2 separate regions of the Homo sapiens genome follow, and region 1 is linked to region 2. Evidence: chromatin loops called from intact Hi-C (ENCODE). Cell type or tissue: dorsolateral prefrontal cortex. All regions are shown on one strand. Links, peaks and the distances in the headings refer to the core of each region. The heading gives the core; the rest is flanking DNA. Region 1 overlaps FGF12 (fibroblast growth factor 12). Region 2 overlaps MB21D2 (Mab-21 domain containing 2).

Evidence for each region. Peaks named below come from ENCODE experiments on the same cell type or tissue, not always from the same donor. Only the 100,000 strongest peaks of a DNase experiment are listed, where the experiment ranks them.
Region 1: a loop joins it to region 2, with 17 times the contacts of the local background. A loop is called at or near these places in 68 of 110 quality-filtered maps.

What each region holds. Positions count from the first base shown.
Region 1 is chr3:192,464,012-192,472,355 of GRCh38, forward strand. All of the region lies in intron 2 of FGF12 (fibroblast growth factor 12), which reads right to left. Among named protein-coding and RNA genes, the nearest start is that of FGF12-AS2, 47 kb to the right of the region's middle. RefSeq lists a silencer at 3,289-3,583. In dorsolateral prefrontal cortex, for the core only: CTCF peaks have their summits at 3,421 (motif pointing right) and 3,626; a DNase peak (open chromatin) is centred at 3,450.
Region 2 is chr3:192,798,458-192,806,801 of GRCh38, forward strand. MB21D2 (Mab-21 domain containing 2) reads right to left here. Exons shown (of 2, transcript NM_178496.4): 2 at 1-1,193. Among named protein-coding and RNA genes, the nearest start is that of FGF12, 75 kb to the left of the region's middle. In dorsolateral prefrontal cortex, for the core only: CTCF peaks have their summits at 4,705 (motif pointing left) and 4,906; no DNase peak of the experiment used is centred there; H3K4me3 peaks cover 327 bases; H3K27ac peaks cover 527 bases.

The DNA.
Region 1 (8,344 bases), core at 259-8,258, 330 kb before region 2:
CTTGACTACAAATTAGAGGCACGTGAGAAGTTTTTAAAACACACAATGCCTGGGTCCACCCTTAGAGATTCCAATTACACTGCTCAGGGTGGGGCCCAGGGATGAGTTTTGTTGTTGCTGCTGTTGCTGTTTTTAGTTTCAGTAGGTCTGGGGGGAACATGTGGTGTTTGGTTACATGGATAAGTTCTTTAGTGGTGATTTTGTGAGAATTTGGTGCACCCATCACCCAAGCGGTGTATACTGTACCCAGTGGGTAGTCTTGTATCCCTCACCCCCCTCCCACCCTTCCCCTTGAGCCTCCAAAGTCCGCTGTCTCATTCTTATGCCTTTACATCCGCATAGCTTAGTTCCCACTTCTAAGTGAGAACATAGGATGTTTGGTTTTCTATTCCGGAGTTACCTCACTTAGAATAGCGGTCTCCATCTCCATCCAAGTTGCTGTGAATGCCATTATTTCATTCCTTTTTAGGGCTGAGTAGTATTCCATGGTGTGTGTGTGTGTGTGTGTGTGTGTGTGTGTGTGTGTGTGTGTGTATGACATTTTCTTTATGCACTCATTGATTGATGGGCATTTGGGCTGGTTCCATATTTTTGCAATTGCTAATTGTAATGACATGCATGTGCAAGTCTCTTTTTCACATAATGACTTCTTTTCCTCTGAGTAGATACCTAGTAGCAGGATTGCTGGACCGAATGGCAGAAGTTTCCTTTGGGAGAAGGGGCTCTGCTTTACACAACTGGATTACAGCTTTTTCCTGTGGACTGGGGAAGGGTAGTGCAAGCCTGCCTGAATGTGTTAAAAACAGGTGTGGCAATAGAGACAGTAGGTGCAGACACACCTCTGAGAGGTCTGGCTGTTAAGAAGAAAAATGCCCTAGAGCTGAATGAGCAAAGCTAAAGCATCAAGTGGAGGAGAAGTTCCTATCTCATTGTGATCTGATTTTAATGAGAAAAGGCCCCCAAATATCCCGTGCTTTCTTATTACAGATCATGTATGTTTTAATTAATATAACACAGTACAACTTCAATTTAACATTATATAATGATATTTCTGTGGGTGTATAATAATGTAAATTCCTCACTGGCATCTAAATTGGGGCAGATTAAATCCCAATTATTTGTTAAAAACTTATAGAAGAATTTTTACCTTGCAGAACTTTTTCTTAAGTTAAATGCAAATTAGCTGGTTAATAAGGCAATATAAAACTTCTCTATGTTTGAGTCCACTGAAGACTTAACTTTTCAAAGAAATAGCCTGGCAACAGTGAAATATTTAAATTTCTTCCAAAAATCCCAAATTCCGAAACACCGTCTAAAAATATACAATCAGGTAAAAGTTGAGAATTAACATATGGATATAAGGTGAATACATGAATTTTTAAAACCATATTGATAAAAATAAACCCAAGACTTGCCCTACACTCAGAATCTGTAGAAATTATCTTGACTGTGCAGAAAAAAGTTAAGAAAGTGGAACTGAGGCTGCTGTCTCTAGAGTGTCTGTCTTGAAAGGTTGGCCCTGGGCTGGCGTCTGGAAACTTGGTCGATGGAGAGTTCCCTCCATTCTCTCTCTGATAAAGATGGTTTGCTGTGCACAGACTGTCTATACAAACAATGCGATTTATGCTGAATAGCTACTTTTCTTAAATTTTGATAGCTGCTAGGCAGAGGGTGCCTACGTGACTGTCGCCCTCCCCGACCCCCACTCCCAAGTCAGGTAATTTCCTTGCATGCTCTGTCTCTAATGAGCTTCCTGGGAAGAAACATTGTATACATGTTACTGCGTTTTTTTGCTGCTGAAGAAAAGAGCACCCTCAGTGCTCCCTCAGAGGAGACAGAAAACATCAGAAGCCTCCGCATGAATCTCTACAGTCTCTGAGTATCTTTTCCCCTATTGATCCTGTTATATTTCCTTTCCCTGCAATAAACTTCAGTGGATAGTGCAACTATGCTTATGCATTGCTTAATGACTGGAAGATGCATCATCAGGCGATCGCTACTGTGAGCATTGTGCGATCACCACGGAGCATACGTACACAAACCTAGATGGTGCAGCCTCCTACATACCTAGGCTATGTGGCATAGCCTACTGCTTCTAGGCTACCAACCTGTACGGCATGCTACTGCACTTAACACCACAGCTGATTGTAACAGCAGTAAGTATTAGTGTATCTAAACATATCTAAACACAGAAAACATACGGTAAAAATAAGGTATTATAACATTATAGGATTACCATCATACAGGCAAGTCTCTTGTTGACTGTAATGCTGTTATGTCATTCACATGACGATATCTACTAAATCCTGTGAGTATTTCCAGCAAATCACAGAATGTATGCGTGGTCTTCGAGATCCTCAGGAAAGCACTTAAACACACACACACGCACTCAGAGACAAAATTAAACATGTAATAAATTCACACATATGCAGTGGCTGGCACCGAGCACAACAGGTATATACCTCTCAAATGTATTTGCTGTTTGCATTTACCAAAGGGTCCCTCCTCAGCAGAAGACGAAAGGGGTTCCTGAGAGCTCTCCATATCATTAACAAATTTCTTTGTCTCATCTCAATTTACTCCATAATTATAAAAAAGTAATAAGCATACTTATTGTGCTTGCAGGTTACCACCAATTTTACCTTAATTTTCTTAGTTAATGTTGGCAAATTTCCTGTGAGGAAGCTATTCACTAGCATAGATGAGGAAATGGGGGACAAGAGAAAGAAGGTCAGGGGTCTGATCAAGGTTAAATTACTTCACACTCACAGGGTATGGAAGAGTTGAAATCAGACCCAGTTATTAAAATCCAGAGCCCCTGGCTTCTCCTCATTATAACTAGTTCCCTCAAATGTGGTTTGTAGACAGACATTTATACCAGCAAAGAAGTTGCATTAGCCCTCAGCGAAATGAGAAAAAAAAGTAATATAATATCGCCACATATTTTTAGCTATGTTCTGCCTTTTTTTAGGGTTAAAATATCCATTTTGTTGGAAGATGATACAAACAATAGATAATGGCTCTTCTTATTTATAATTTTTAGGTTTTTTCTTAATTGTTTGTAACATCTGCATAGAGTAAATTTAAAAGAAGACGAATCTAGAGAGGCCCTGTGCAAAAGGTTTTAGAATTTTTTCAGTTATTCAAATTTTGTAGTATTCGAATCTTTTTCCTATCATCATATATGTCGGAAAATTAATTTCAACTGCATGGGCCTGGGTTCTGCTCCTAATTCTCCCACTGATCAGTAAGTAGCACAAGGCAGTTCACTCTCCCTCTATGGGCATCAGTTTCCTTATTAACAAAGGGATCGGCTTAGGTGAATTCTGAGGGATCTCCCACCTCCTTAGAGGTCTATGATTCTGTAAATTCCTGAATCTGTTTACTCTTTTGTTAGTTTCCCAGCCTTACAGTACCTAGAATTGGCCAGATGATGGCAGCAGAGTTCTACTTTAGCCAGACTGTGCGCCGAACAGGTGAGCGGGACGCCTAGAGCACTGTGCTGAAGAGGAAAACGTGGAAGGTTATATGGAATTACCATAATTAAGAAAGAAATATTCACAGGTTGGCTGCCTCTGACATGCTATGTCAAGAAACACAGCTACACTTACAGAGAGGAAGGTCTCTGTTTGTCTTTTAAAAGAGGACTACATGATTGTGAATTCCTAGCAATAGAAGATTCAGGCCCGTTTTAAAGATAAAAATACTAGGCACATGAAGAACCACTGAATGCCCAATGCCTCCCTGCTAGGAAATGGCAGAGCTCAAACTTAAAGACAGGTCTTCTGACTCCCAGGTCAATGTCCTACACTTAACATGTAGCAAAGCTGTCTCAGAGAACACATTTGCTTTGACATCTAGAAGAGGCTCTAAAAGAAGTCTTCAGCGGCAGGCACCGAGCACAACAGGCCATATACATCTCAAATGTCTTTGCTATTTGCATTTACTAAAGTTCCCCTCCTCGGCAGAGGATGAAAGGGCGTGGACCTTGGACCAGGGTTCACCAAGGACACCAATTTCCATGGTACACTCCCGACAGTGGGGAAGTCCTGACACGGAAATTCAAACAGCCCCCTTTTGCATGAATACATAAGAGACATGGAGTTCTATGACTAAAGAGTGGGTTTCCTGTCTGATGGTTTCAATGACAATCTTTTTGGAAAAATTGAAAGATGAGTAGCATTCCTGTATATCCTTAATCTAGCTCCCCTTAATGTTAACAGTTCACACAATCACAGTACAATTATCCAAACCAGCAAATTAACACTGGTACCATAGTAACTAAACTATAGGCCTTATTCATAGTTTACCAGATTTCCCACTGATGTCCATTTGTTATTTCAGAATCCTATCCAGGATCCAAATTGCATTTGTTGTCATTTCTCCTTCATCTCTTCCAGTGTATCACATACAACACTTTCTCAATCTTGTCTTTCATAATCTTGACACTTCTGCAGTATACTGATGGGTTATTTTGTAGACTGTCTCACAATTTAGGGTTGTCTGCTGTTTTCACATGATTAGATGGAGGCTACGCATTTTTTTGAAAGGATGCCACAAAAATCATGCTGTGTCCTTCTTAGACATCATATCAAGGAGCTGATGTTAATATGTCTACTACTAGTGATGATTAACTTTGATCACTTGGTTAAGGTGACATCTTCCAGGTTTCTTCTCCAGAAAGTTACTGTCTTTTCACTTGTAGTTAATATATATCTTGAGGAGGAGACTCCGAGCCTCTACAAATATCTGTTCTTCTCAAAAACTTCCCCCTGATTTTAGCCTCCATCAGGCACATTATCTGCATTCATTATTAACGTGGGGTTTGCGGAACAGTGATTTTTCTATTTCCCTTTTTCCTTCTACATTTATTAATAGAAATTCTTCTGAAAAGAAGACTGATCCCTTCTCCCCCATTCATTCATTTATTTGATTATTTATTTATACCAGTATAGATTCACGGCTATTTCTTTTATCCCGTGGATTAAAATCTAATACTACCATTATGTTCATGCTCAAATTGTTCCAGATTTGGATATCGAGAGCCTTTAGGTAGGCTCCTGTGTTCTTTTGACAAGTCCTCATACCTGTTTAAGCACGTCCTCATTTTTTAGTATCACAAGATGCTCCAGGCTCATCTGACATTTTCCCTTCCCCAGCGCTGCAATCTAGCACTTCTCTAAGGTGTCCTGGCTCTTTTTATGAAAGAATGCAATTTAGAAATGAAACTTAGATCTGGTTGCTAAGTGTGTTCATTATAAACAGAGTGCCTCTGTTTCTACACCCTCTCAGCCAATAGATCTAGGAAATAAATGTACATTTGCTAACACCTGCATGTACACACCTGTATTTCTCTCTGTATGTCTATCTATTAAATACTATGAATTCCTACTAATACCTGTAAATCCAATCAAATACCAGAGGGCTCATGATAGCCTTCCTTCTTTACCTGTAACTTTTTCTCAAAAGATGAGAAACCTGGCTCCCAGAGGACAATCAATAGCAGAGCTTGTCCTCCACAATAACCTACTCAGCCAACACAAAAGTGTGTATGTTTACCAAACTAAGTAGAATTGTGTAAGATCTAAATTAGGCTAAGTGAAATTAAGTAGCTCTATGTTTTATGACCCAGAGAATCTGTTCTGTGCTATTTACCCAAGGTCTATAAAGGAATGTGTGTAATAACCGTCCCCACAATGTTTGTAGTTGTGGAAACTGAAGGCAACCTAGGTGTCCATCACTGGGGGATGGAAACATAAAAGGTAATGGATATAAAAAGTGGGCACTGTGCAATAAACTGAACCTGGATAGACTTCAAAAACAGTGTTGAATGAAGAGTCAGGAGATCAATAATAATACCACTTATGTAAATTTAAAACACACGCCTACATAAAAATTATCTGTTTTACAAAGCTATGTGTGTATATTTGGCACATATCAGATTCTGCATATCATGATGGGAAGGGGAATGGAACTGGATATAAAGGGAAAGAGTATGACAAAATAAGAGAAATGCATTTTCACTGAACCAAGATAATGATGTGTGATGCGCTGGAGAGTGTAACTAATTCCAATGTCCTCTCTGGAGGTAAAAATCAAAGTAGGCAATGTGTAAGAAGTCAATGAAATCATCAAAGGCCAATAATAAGATCAGTCTTTAACTTAAAAACAATTTTTTTACTCATATTAAATTTATTGTCATTCAAGGCCTCCAGAAGCTAAAGGGTAAGAGGTTTTTTTAAAAAATTCAGCACTGAAGATATTTTAATTCAAAACGACATGCGAGAACAATCTAAATGCATTACAATGCTTTGAAAATCCAACATTGGCTCTATTAAATATCTTGTTTTAGTAATGGAACTTTGTTGTTGTTGTTGTTGTTGTTGTAGTTGTTGAGACAGGTTCTCACTCTGTCTGCCTAGGCTGTAGTGCAATGGCACAATCTTGGCTCACCGCAACCTCTGCCTCCCAGGTTCAAGTGATTCTCCTGCCTCGGCCCCCCGAATATCTGGGATTAAAGTTGACCGCCACCACACCTAGCTAATTTTTGTATTTTTAGTAGAGATGGGGTTTCATCACGTTGGCCAGGCTGGTCTCGAACTCCTGACCTCAAGTGATCCTCCTGCCTCGGCCTCCTGAAGTGCTGGTATCACAGGCATGAGCCCCCACACCCGGCCTAGTAACGGAGTTTGATAACTGTCGTGAACATTCATCATTATCAGGGTACGTCAGTTATTCCTTGGGCTTTTTCTCCCACAAGGGAAAACTAATCTCTTCATTCTCCATGTTCATTTTACGCCAGTCACTGTAGCCCTTTCTCCATCTTCTGGACAAATGAAGCATGACCTCCTTGGGCTTGTGCTGCGGCTGACCCTTCTGTCTTCACTCTTCCTCCTCCACAGTTTCACACCTCCGGCTTCTCATCAAATGGCACTTCCCCAGACATCTTGCCTGACCACCTATTGAAATTACCTCTCCTCCACCCTTTATTATCCCCAGTGCAGTTTTATTTCATTGGTTGTTTCATTTAAAGTATTTTACTTTACATGATGACTTTCACTCTCTCCCCACTAGAATGTATGGCTCTTCAAGGCCTGTTCATTGTGATGTTACCAGTACTAGGAACGGTGCCTGGCAAGGATTAGATGCTCCATAAACATCATACTCGCTCAGGTTGCAGACATGTACTTCTTGGGAATGTTTTATTCAGATGCAGTTTTCAGCCCGGGAACAGAGCTTTCTCTGAGTCCCTATTTCTATTCTTAGCTTTAGGAGCCAAGCAGTGGTATAATTACTACATATGACACCAGAAAAAAATTACTTTTTAACATTTCTCTCCTATATGCAACAAAATTATTTGTAATCATAATACTAATAGAGAAATTTGCAAACAGTGAAAAAGTGTTTATTCAATTCTATATATAATGAAACCAGCAGTAAAATAAAAATAATGTAATGAGAAGAAATAAAACAATTACATTCATATACTTTTTAGAAAAGGGAAAAATTGTATACCATGGTTCATATTTTATTTCACTGATTTAAATGCTAGGCACAAAAGCTCTTCAAGTGGTCACAGAATTGAAGTAACTCAAATTACTTCTTCATCTTCACAAACTGTGTTATTATTGTTGATTTCAAATCTACTATTTAAATCCAGGAATTGATAGATATAAGCTGCTCTCAAAGTGAGCTGGGATATTCTGAGCCATGGCTAATTTATGCTCAAAATGAACATGTGTAGCTGAGTTTGCATGTATTGAGGACCGACTGTGGAACTGGGAAGTCTCTAAATTAGCTTTCATATAGATAGAATACAGTGTGTTCAAGGATACATGATTTTAAAATGTGAGAATTTCAAGCTTACATATTTATTCTAAAAACTCAACTGTAAGCAACTGCAACAGAAGATTTTTAAGGGGAAGAGTATGTTATCAAGTACCTGCACATGCTGATTAAAACAAAAAAAGCCTATAGATTGTATTTCACTTTATTAATTTTGTTTTTGTTGTTGTTTGTGTTTTGAGATGGAGTCTCGCTCTGTCACCAGACTGGAGTGCAGCGGTGTGATCTCGGCTCACTGCAACCTCTGCCTCTCGGGTTCAAGCAATTCTCCTGCCTCAGCCTCCTGAGTAGCTGGGACTACAGGCGCCTGCCACCACGCCCGGCTAATTTTATGCATTTTTAGTAGAGACGGGGTTTCACCATGTTGGCCAGGATGGTCTTGATCTCCTGACCTCGGGATCTGCCCGCCGCGGCCTCCCAAAGTACTGGGATTACAGGCATAAGCCACCGCACCCAGCCTAATATTTTTAAATCTGTAGACACCACACTCCCTTATTGT
Region 2 (8,344 bases), core at 39-8,038:
CTTTCCCGGGTTCTCAGTCACTAGCTGCTGCAGTTTTTTTGCCAAACGGTCATCAGGCTGGTTGGGGTCCCCTCCGTCAGACTGTGGAGAGGGGATGCTGGTGGTGCTACCTCGCCTCTGGAGCTCCAGTGTCAGCCGGTTGGCTGCCTTGACATGCTCAATGGCGGTGCGCAAGTGCTCTGCCGGGTCTGAGCGCACAGAGGACAGCTTCCGGGCGTGAAGCATGACTGTCTCCTCAGACAGATGTTCCAGCATGTTGCACTGAGGGATGAAATAATTGGGGCACATCTTGTTGACCAGACAGTGTTGCAGGTCATCGATGAGGCCCAGCAAAAAGTGGGCTGCATAGTCTTCTTGAGCCAAGTAGTTGGCAGGAAGTCTGTCGCAGGCCCAGAGCATCATGCTCCGCAGGTGATAGGGGCTAATAGCCTTGGGCCGGGACAGCAGTTTAATGATGATGGCTTTGCAGGCCTGATAGGCCTGCATGAGGCTGCTGGAGATGCACTTCTTCAACTGCACCTCGCTCCTGGCAAAGGACAGCCGCCATTCATTGTCCTTCTTACCCTTGTAGGAGCAAGCAGGCACCAAGTAAAACCCACTGATGACCTCTTCCTCAGTAATCTTCCCATCCCAAAAGTGGTTCTCCATGAGCCAGCTCTGGGCCACTGCAGGCCAACCTTTGAAAGATACCACAGGGACAATATCATACAACATGCGACTACTCCCTACACCCAGAATGATGGAGATGATGGTCCCATTTTTTTCCACCTTTTCTACCTTTGGCATCCCTCGCTGGGGTTTCTTCTGTATTTCTGATAGGACAATGCTGATAGAGTCATAGAACCAGTCAGCCACTTTGGTAGGTGAGAAGAAGTAGTTGGTGGCACCATTGATGTGATCTACAATGGTGCAGCAGTCTTTCCATTTACTGATTGTCCCCTCATCAAAGAGCCGAAGGCTCAGCCAAGAGTGGCACAAGGCTGAGTGGCGCATGTCGAGTGTCACAGGCTGATTACGGTCATGCAGCTTGAGGGCTGGCACCAAGAGGGTAAAGTCCATATCATAGTCAGTACCCCGGGCATAGACATTAAGCTCATCTAAGTCCAGGTCCACCACGCCTTCCCGGACACCTCCAGAGAGCAACAGGTATTCATTAGCCACTGGAAGCTTTTGGTCCAGCTTTTGCACCATTCCTGGAAATAAAGAAGAAAAAAACAACACTATTACAGGAAACACAGACATAAGAGTCTTATGCATGAAACAGAATGCTCTGATGTTCCAAGAACCAAAACTCATTATCAGTACTAAATCAAATCTCAGGCTGCTGCAGAGACCTGGCCAACAGTACTTTCTCACTAGTGCTAGAATCCACCCTTTTCCAAATGCAAGAATTATGATAGATTTTTCTCTCTCAGTGTGAAAAGCAGTATCGTTTTCAATAATAAAACAGGGCCCCTCTTCCCCCAGTCATCATCTCAGTTAATGGAATTGCCATCCACTCAGTTATGCAGACTGAAAACCTCAGTACATTTCAACTCTTTGCTGCCCTTCTACTGCCAAATCTTTTCCATGGAACCTCTGCCAGGGTTTCTCACTTCCTTCCCTGTTCTCCATCTCTCCTGCCATCATATGAAGTTCGGCCTTTTTTATCTATTGCCTAAGCGGTTTTCTTTCCCCAGGCTCTTTGCGCTTACACTCTTCTTTGTACCAGCGGTTCTCAGTGTGGGCTGGAGACACTTTCAGGGGTAATGAGTTCATAACTCTCTTTATAATAATACTAACACACTGTTTGACTTTTTTTTTAAGAGACAGGGTCTTGCTATGTTGCCCAGGCTGGTCTAAAATTCCTGGCCTCAAGCAATTCTCCTACCTCGGCTTCCCCCAAGTGCTGGGATTACAGGCATGAGCTACCACGCCCAGTCTTGTCTGACTTTTTTACTGTGTTGCCATTGTACTAATGGCACAGAAACAAGGGAGGATAATATTGCCAGTGCCTTAGCAGCAAAGACACTGATGCCAAACTGTACTAGCAGTCAGTAGGTTCTTTACCACTGACATGCATTAGCAATTTTTTTTTAAAAAACCCAGTTTTACTTAAGAAAATCCTTGATGGAGAAGAAAAATAAGTTATTTTATTGAATCTCAACCTCTGAGCCATTAGAAAGACTATCTTCCTAATAGTCTGTGTGATGAAATGGAAATAACCATAAAACCCGTCTTCCTCATACTGAAATAGGAAATCTGTCTTCAGGAAAAGCACTCACGTAACTGAGTTGTGAGCTGAACTAGCCTCTTTGTTCATGGAACGCCATTTTTACTTTAAAGAACAACAGAAAACTATGGCTATTTAGATTTGGGTATTTGGTAGACATTTTCTTCAGAAATGAACAAAATGAGCCTGGCTTCAAGGAAACTACTGACAATATTTATTGCCAATGATAAAGCTGAAATTTCTAAGGGAAAATTAAATTTAGAAAACTCCGCACCATGAGCGTGACATCTTCTCGAATTGTATACGTTTCTGATTAAATTGGCGATGATATTAACAAATGTGATTTTTTAAGAGATTGTGGGTCCTTTTGAGAACCATGTCTCATGTATTAAGCAGGTATAGAAGACTCCGTGCATGCAGTAGGAACATAATTCAAGCTATGACTAAATGATAAGGGAAAAAATGCATGAAATTAATAGGTAGATAGCATTAATAGATGGAATTAACATAAATTCTTAAAGGCTAGACTTAAATGACTGTTCCATAAACAACATATACATTTTCCCTCCTTCATTATATACTTGCTTACGCTTGATTCTCTGACAAACTACCAGCGTCATCCTGTGATTTATTTAACAGTGTTTCCCCAAAGATCAAGACCTACCACAAAGTATTATAATATTCCATTATTCATTATAATTCATAGTTTGCTCTTCATAGGACAATCCCAAATCAAATAAACCATATGCCTGTGTTTTCTTACTATTATTGTTATACTCTGAACGTTCGTGACTCCCACTCACATGTTGAAATCCCAACTTTCAATGTGATAGTATTAGGAGCTGGGGCCTGTGGTAGGTGATCAGGCGTGAGAGTGGAACCCTCATGAGTGGGATTGGTACCCTTATAAAAGAAACCTCAGAGCGCTTCTTTACCCCTTCTGCCATGTGAGGACACAGTGAGAAGACAGCCATCTATGAACCAGGAAGCTGTCCCTCACCAGACAATGAATCTGCAGGCACCTTGATCTTGGCTTTCTTGACATCCAGAATGGTGAGAAATAAATCCCTGCTGTTTATAAGCTACTCAGTTTAGGTACTTTGACATAACAGCCTGAATGAACTAAGACAATTATACTTTAAAATTTAACGCTCATTTATTAAAATATGCTCTTTAAAATCCTATTTTCCAAACCACATTAACCATGAAAAAGTCTTTTATTTAGTACAATTCTTTACACACAGAAATATGGCAAGTTATCATTTTCTTTTTAAAACCGTAAGTTAGCCAACATTATAGTGTCAACAATTCATCAGAAAGAACATCCAACAAACCTGACTTCTTGGCTGTTTCTCACACTATCTGCACTGTGATACGGCATCCAGGTCCCTCTTCAATAAAGGACTTCCAGCTGCTTAAATGCTAGCCCTTAAGGATTGTCTCAGCTGCAAAGGGCTGTCTTAGCCAGGTCAGGTCCTGTGGCTGGGATGGGGGTTGCAGGTGCACATCCAATAACTGATCGGTGTGGGAGTGTCCCAGCTCAGGATACTCTGAAGGGCCACTCAAACTCTGAGTTCCCAGTGGGGTTGGCTGTGGCGAATGATGCGCCTGCAGGGAAGCTCAGCTTCTCCTACTTGAACCTGCTTCCTTCCCCACTTCGACAGGTGTAGATCCCAAGGGTGCTGCTTCATAAACATCCTAACTCCATTTCAGAGGCTGCGTCCTGAGAAACCCAACATACTACACTAAATACTATCCAAGCAAAACAGAAGATACTACCTACTACCCAAACAAAAACCGTCTTCAGCATGGAAAATATGTTTTTCCTTTTTAAAGTGTTTTCTTTTTTAAAGCCAAACTTAATCCGGATTGAAAGTTCTTATAAATGCCAAGACAAAGATCCATTTCTCAAATGTCATTATGTTTTAATATTAACCTCATCTTTGCCATGTAAAGAAATACTACCATCCCACGTTTTGGTTATTGCTTTAAAGGATAAAATTGATTTCTCAGATTCCAGATTAGGTTGTGAAAATCATTTTCATTATTTTATGAACTCACATGTTGGAACAGTCAGTTTCAGTGAGATATATTTGATAATGAAATCGTTTACTCTTCATTATTTCAAACATCCTTTCATTCTACCATTCAGAATACCATAAATATACGTGAGAAGTACTGTGAAATGCTGTGTTGTGGTTAGTAAATAAGATCTGAATCTATTAAAGTGATATTGTTATTTGAGTACACACTGTTGTCTCCTCTTAGGCGTAACTAACTCAAAATCCTATATATGCTTTTGTCCTGGACAGAAGCAAACTGGCTTTGAGCCCACCAACTAAGACTCGTCTATATAATCAGGGTAACTTGTGCATTAACAACCTGGAGATAATTTGTCTACAAAAGTGCCACTGAATTTTGCCTTGGATTGTTACAATCTTGTTTGGAGAGTCTTGGGTAAGCCATAGCTAAAACTCCCTTCTGCCCTCTGCTGGATTTAAGAAGTTTTAACCTGTTTTCACTTGTCAATATACACACTAGAAAATTCCTGCCAATGATAAAAGGTTCTCTTTCCTCTCAATGATGCTTATGCATCTCGTTAAAATGTTGACCCTTTATTCAAAGGAGTCAACATCAAGTATTTGGCTAAATTCTAATATTCAGGAGATAGGGTAATTTTGAACACTTCTTATTCCTTTTAAAGTGAAGAAAGCCCTTTAGTAGCAGAAAGAGTATTGCAGACACACATTTACTAAGCCCCTATAAGAAACAAAGTCCCTAAGGCCACACTGTTCCAGAAGCTAATCCCTTCCTACATCCACATTTCCATTTAGCCTCCCTGAGCCCATTAGTCTGCAATTTTACAAACGATATGGTAACAGAACTCGAGCCTTCCCCAGCGTTATACAAGCCCAAATGTCTTCCTTGAAAACTTTCCTGGGCTAAGTTTAAGTGAAAATGAGCTGACATCAGCTATCATGGCAGATGGGTTGCCATGCAACCAAAACACAGGGCTGGAAGGGAAAAAGACAGAGGAGGGAAAATTTTCAACTGTACGCTTTGGCTGTAGGGATCAGTTCCAACAAGTGCCATCTCTGCAATGATCCGAGGTTTTCTGTGTAATTACTGGAGGATAAGATCTAGTGACTCTGGCTGTTTAGCTGTTAGATTATCCAAAGCTATGAGTGGGAACAGAAGGAAGATGCACATACACCACTGAGCTTGTTAGCAGCAAAACAAAAAAGGAAGGATAGAGGATAGCTATTCCCTTGGGTGGGTCTCTTCTTTTCATGGAGGCACTGGCATATGCTTGTTCTTAAGTAAAACTGCCACTCAACCTCTTTTCCTGTAATTCACTGTTTCTTGGTTTTGATATATTTCAGAGTTTTTACTTAAGAATATCTTAATAGTACCCTTTTATATAGATACTCAGGTCCTAAGTTTAAGGAATGTGTTTCACGTCATGCTTTCAGTTATTTACTGATTATCTTTAGAATATCAAGTGAAAAATGGAACTCTGTCCCTGACTTATGTTCTAGTGAATAAAACTATATCATATTCCACTAAATTGAAACTGCAAACCTTCATCATGCAAACATATAATGCCAGATTGCTAATACTAGAGCACAAAAACTAAGTATGATTTCTTGTTGTCTTTACAACCCCACCCCAGTAAGTCTGTGAAAACTCAGAGAGTTCAAGAAATACTAAGTAGGTAAGTCAAAATAGTACCTGTATAGACTTCTTTAAAACAGATACACACACACACACACACACACACACACACACACACTTACATATGTTGAAGGGAGAAAGGTTTATAAAAGAAGTAAAATTTTTATGTCTTATAATTAAAGTTACAAAATTAGATAAATTTTATCTTTTTATATACCTTTGACTATATGCCTGAATATCTCAGTAATAGTCATTGTTTCATATAAAAGAGTTTCCTTTTTTAGCTCCAACTCATGTAGCACATACCAGTAACAAACAGTGCCTTATTCCAGCAGTGGGTTTTAATGGCAGGAAGGGTACACGGTGTGATGATGTTGACAAAGTCCTTCTTTCATTCTGATGCATCCCCTAGGGTAAGTCTCCTTGGTTGACAATAAACAATATAAAACCTTCCTATAAAAATATTATGGTTTATGTTTCCAGGGTGGAAGTATTTTTGTCAAGCTTACCTGACATTCTGAGGAACGTCTGAGATGTGGGCATAGCCACCTTTTTCTAAGAAAGTCACTAATCCATGAAATTCTTAATGACCCCAGTTGGAAAAGATTTTAGGCCTTTCCTCGTTCATGCCCAGAAATCATCTATCTGAAGAAAAAACTGGTTCCAAGAGGAGAAATCACTCATGTGGGGTCATACGGCCTTAGTGACAGATTACCAGCATTGTTGCATTCCAACATTTGCGCAAAGACCAGAATAACACATATGTCCTGATCTCCCCATGACAATGCACAATGGCTTAAGAGGGAAGTAGCAGAGGTCTCAGGGCAATGTGCCAGTTTTTCATTTTTATTGGTCAAATCTTTAGTGGGACCTGGGACAACTGGCAGAACATGTCTGACCATCCACATTTATCATAAAGAAGAATGGGCCTGGTCTGCCTTGATAGAGCCATTAGTATTCCCAAATAGACTGTAAGACCCTGGAAATACAGAAGACAAAAACGGAGCTTTCCAGTTTTTCAATAATATTCTGAGTTATTAGTACTCACAATTAGGATAATATGTTTTATATGTCAAAGAGTCTGCTTTATTTTGCATAATTTGAGACAACTGCATATAATTTTATTTTTTTAGAAGACTGATTAATTCACGTATGGTAATGGTAATGCCCTATTGACCAGAATATATATATAGTAACAGGGCTGATTTAAAAGATGTCACTCCAAAGGAGTCTTTCTTAGTATTTCCCCATTTTGACACTGATATGTACGCAAGAACACTGGACTCAACATAGGCTTGGGCTTGGATCCTGGGCTTGTCATTTACTATTCAAGTGAGGCTAACAAATTACTTAACCTCTCTGAGTTTCCAATTCCTTATCTATTAAAAAACAAACAAATTGATGAAAAGTAAGTAAACGCATATAAAAACCCACCCTTACAGGATTGCTATGAAGTGTCTAAGCGCATCGTAGATATTTAGCTCATGTTCCCCATATGTTCTTCCCTTTTCCTACCACACATAAACTGGAAGAGCAAATAAACACAGATTCCACGGAGTTATTTTAAAGATTTAATTAAACAAGATAATCTATTTAAAGCCTCTAGCACATGCAAGGCACACAAAACATGTTAGATGAAGGGAAATGAATGAAGTATTCTCTCCCCTGGCTGTACCAAGACTGCTGCTAGTCAAGGCTGCTTCCTCTGAGTGAATGCCATCGTGTGGCACGACACACAGGGTGGCAGGCAGAGGGCAGGCTGGATTCTAGCTCTTTCTTGTCCTCTCACCCAGGTACCCCATGGAATGAACAACCTGTACATCCTAGTGGAGGGTCTTGACCTGAACTAAATTAGCACTTTCGACATCTACTGTCATTGTGGGCTGTGTTCATGGTGTATCTTTCTTCCTAAACAAGACAACAATACACAATCGTCCCTTGGTCCCAGGAGCTCCTACATATGCTGAAATGTGTCCATACTCAAGTCCCATAGCTGACCTTGTGGAATCCACTTACACAACAAGTTGGTCCTCTGTATAAGTGGGTTTCATATCCTGCAAATAGTATATTTTCAATCTGTATTTGATTGAAAAATAGCCACCTATAAGTGGACCTGTGCAGCTCAAACCTGTGTTGTTCAAGGGTCAACCGTGAAGCATCTGGCACAGTAACTCACGAAAAGGCGTCACAAATGAAAGATCCTATCTTAGGTGACATCTATAACCTCCTTGTGGTCAACATTCTTTTGCTGCATTGCTAGTACAGACTTTAGATTAGAAGGCACCCGCTTTTTATGTATACCATTTCTTTCAATCAACCTGAATACCTCATTAACCGTAACCTAGGATTATGGAATTTGCCCTACAATATAATATGAAAGCCTGTCAGCATATGTTTACTAATCATCTAAAAGATGGGAAGAGAAAAATGCCTCTCTAATCTTCCATTATTTTCCTT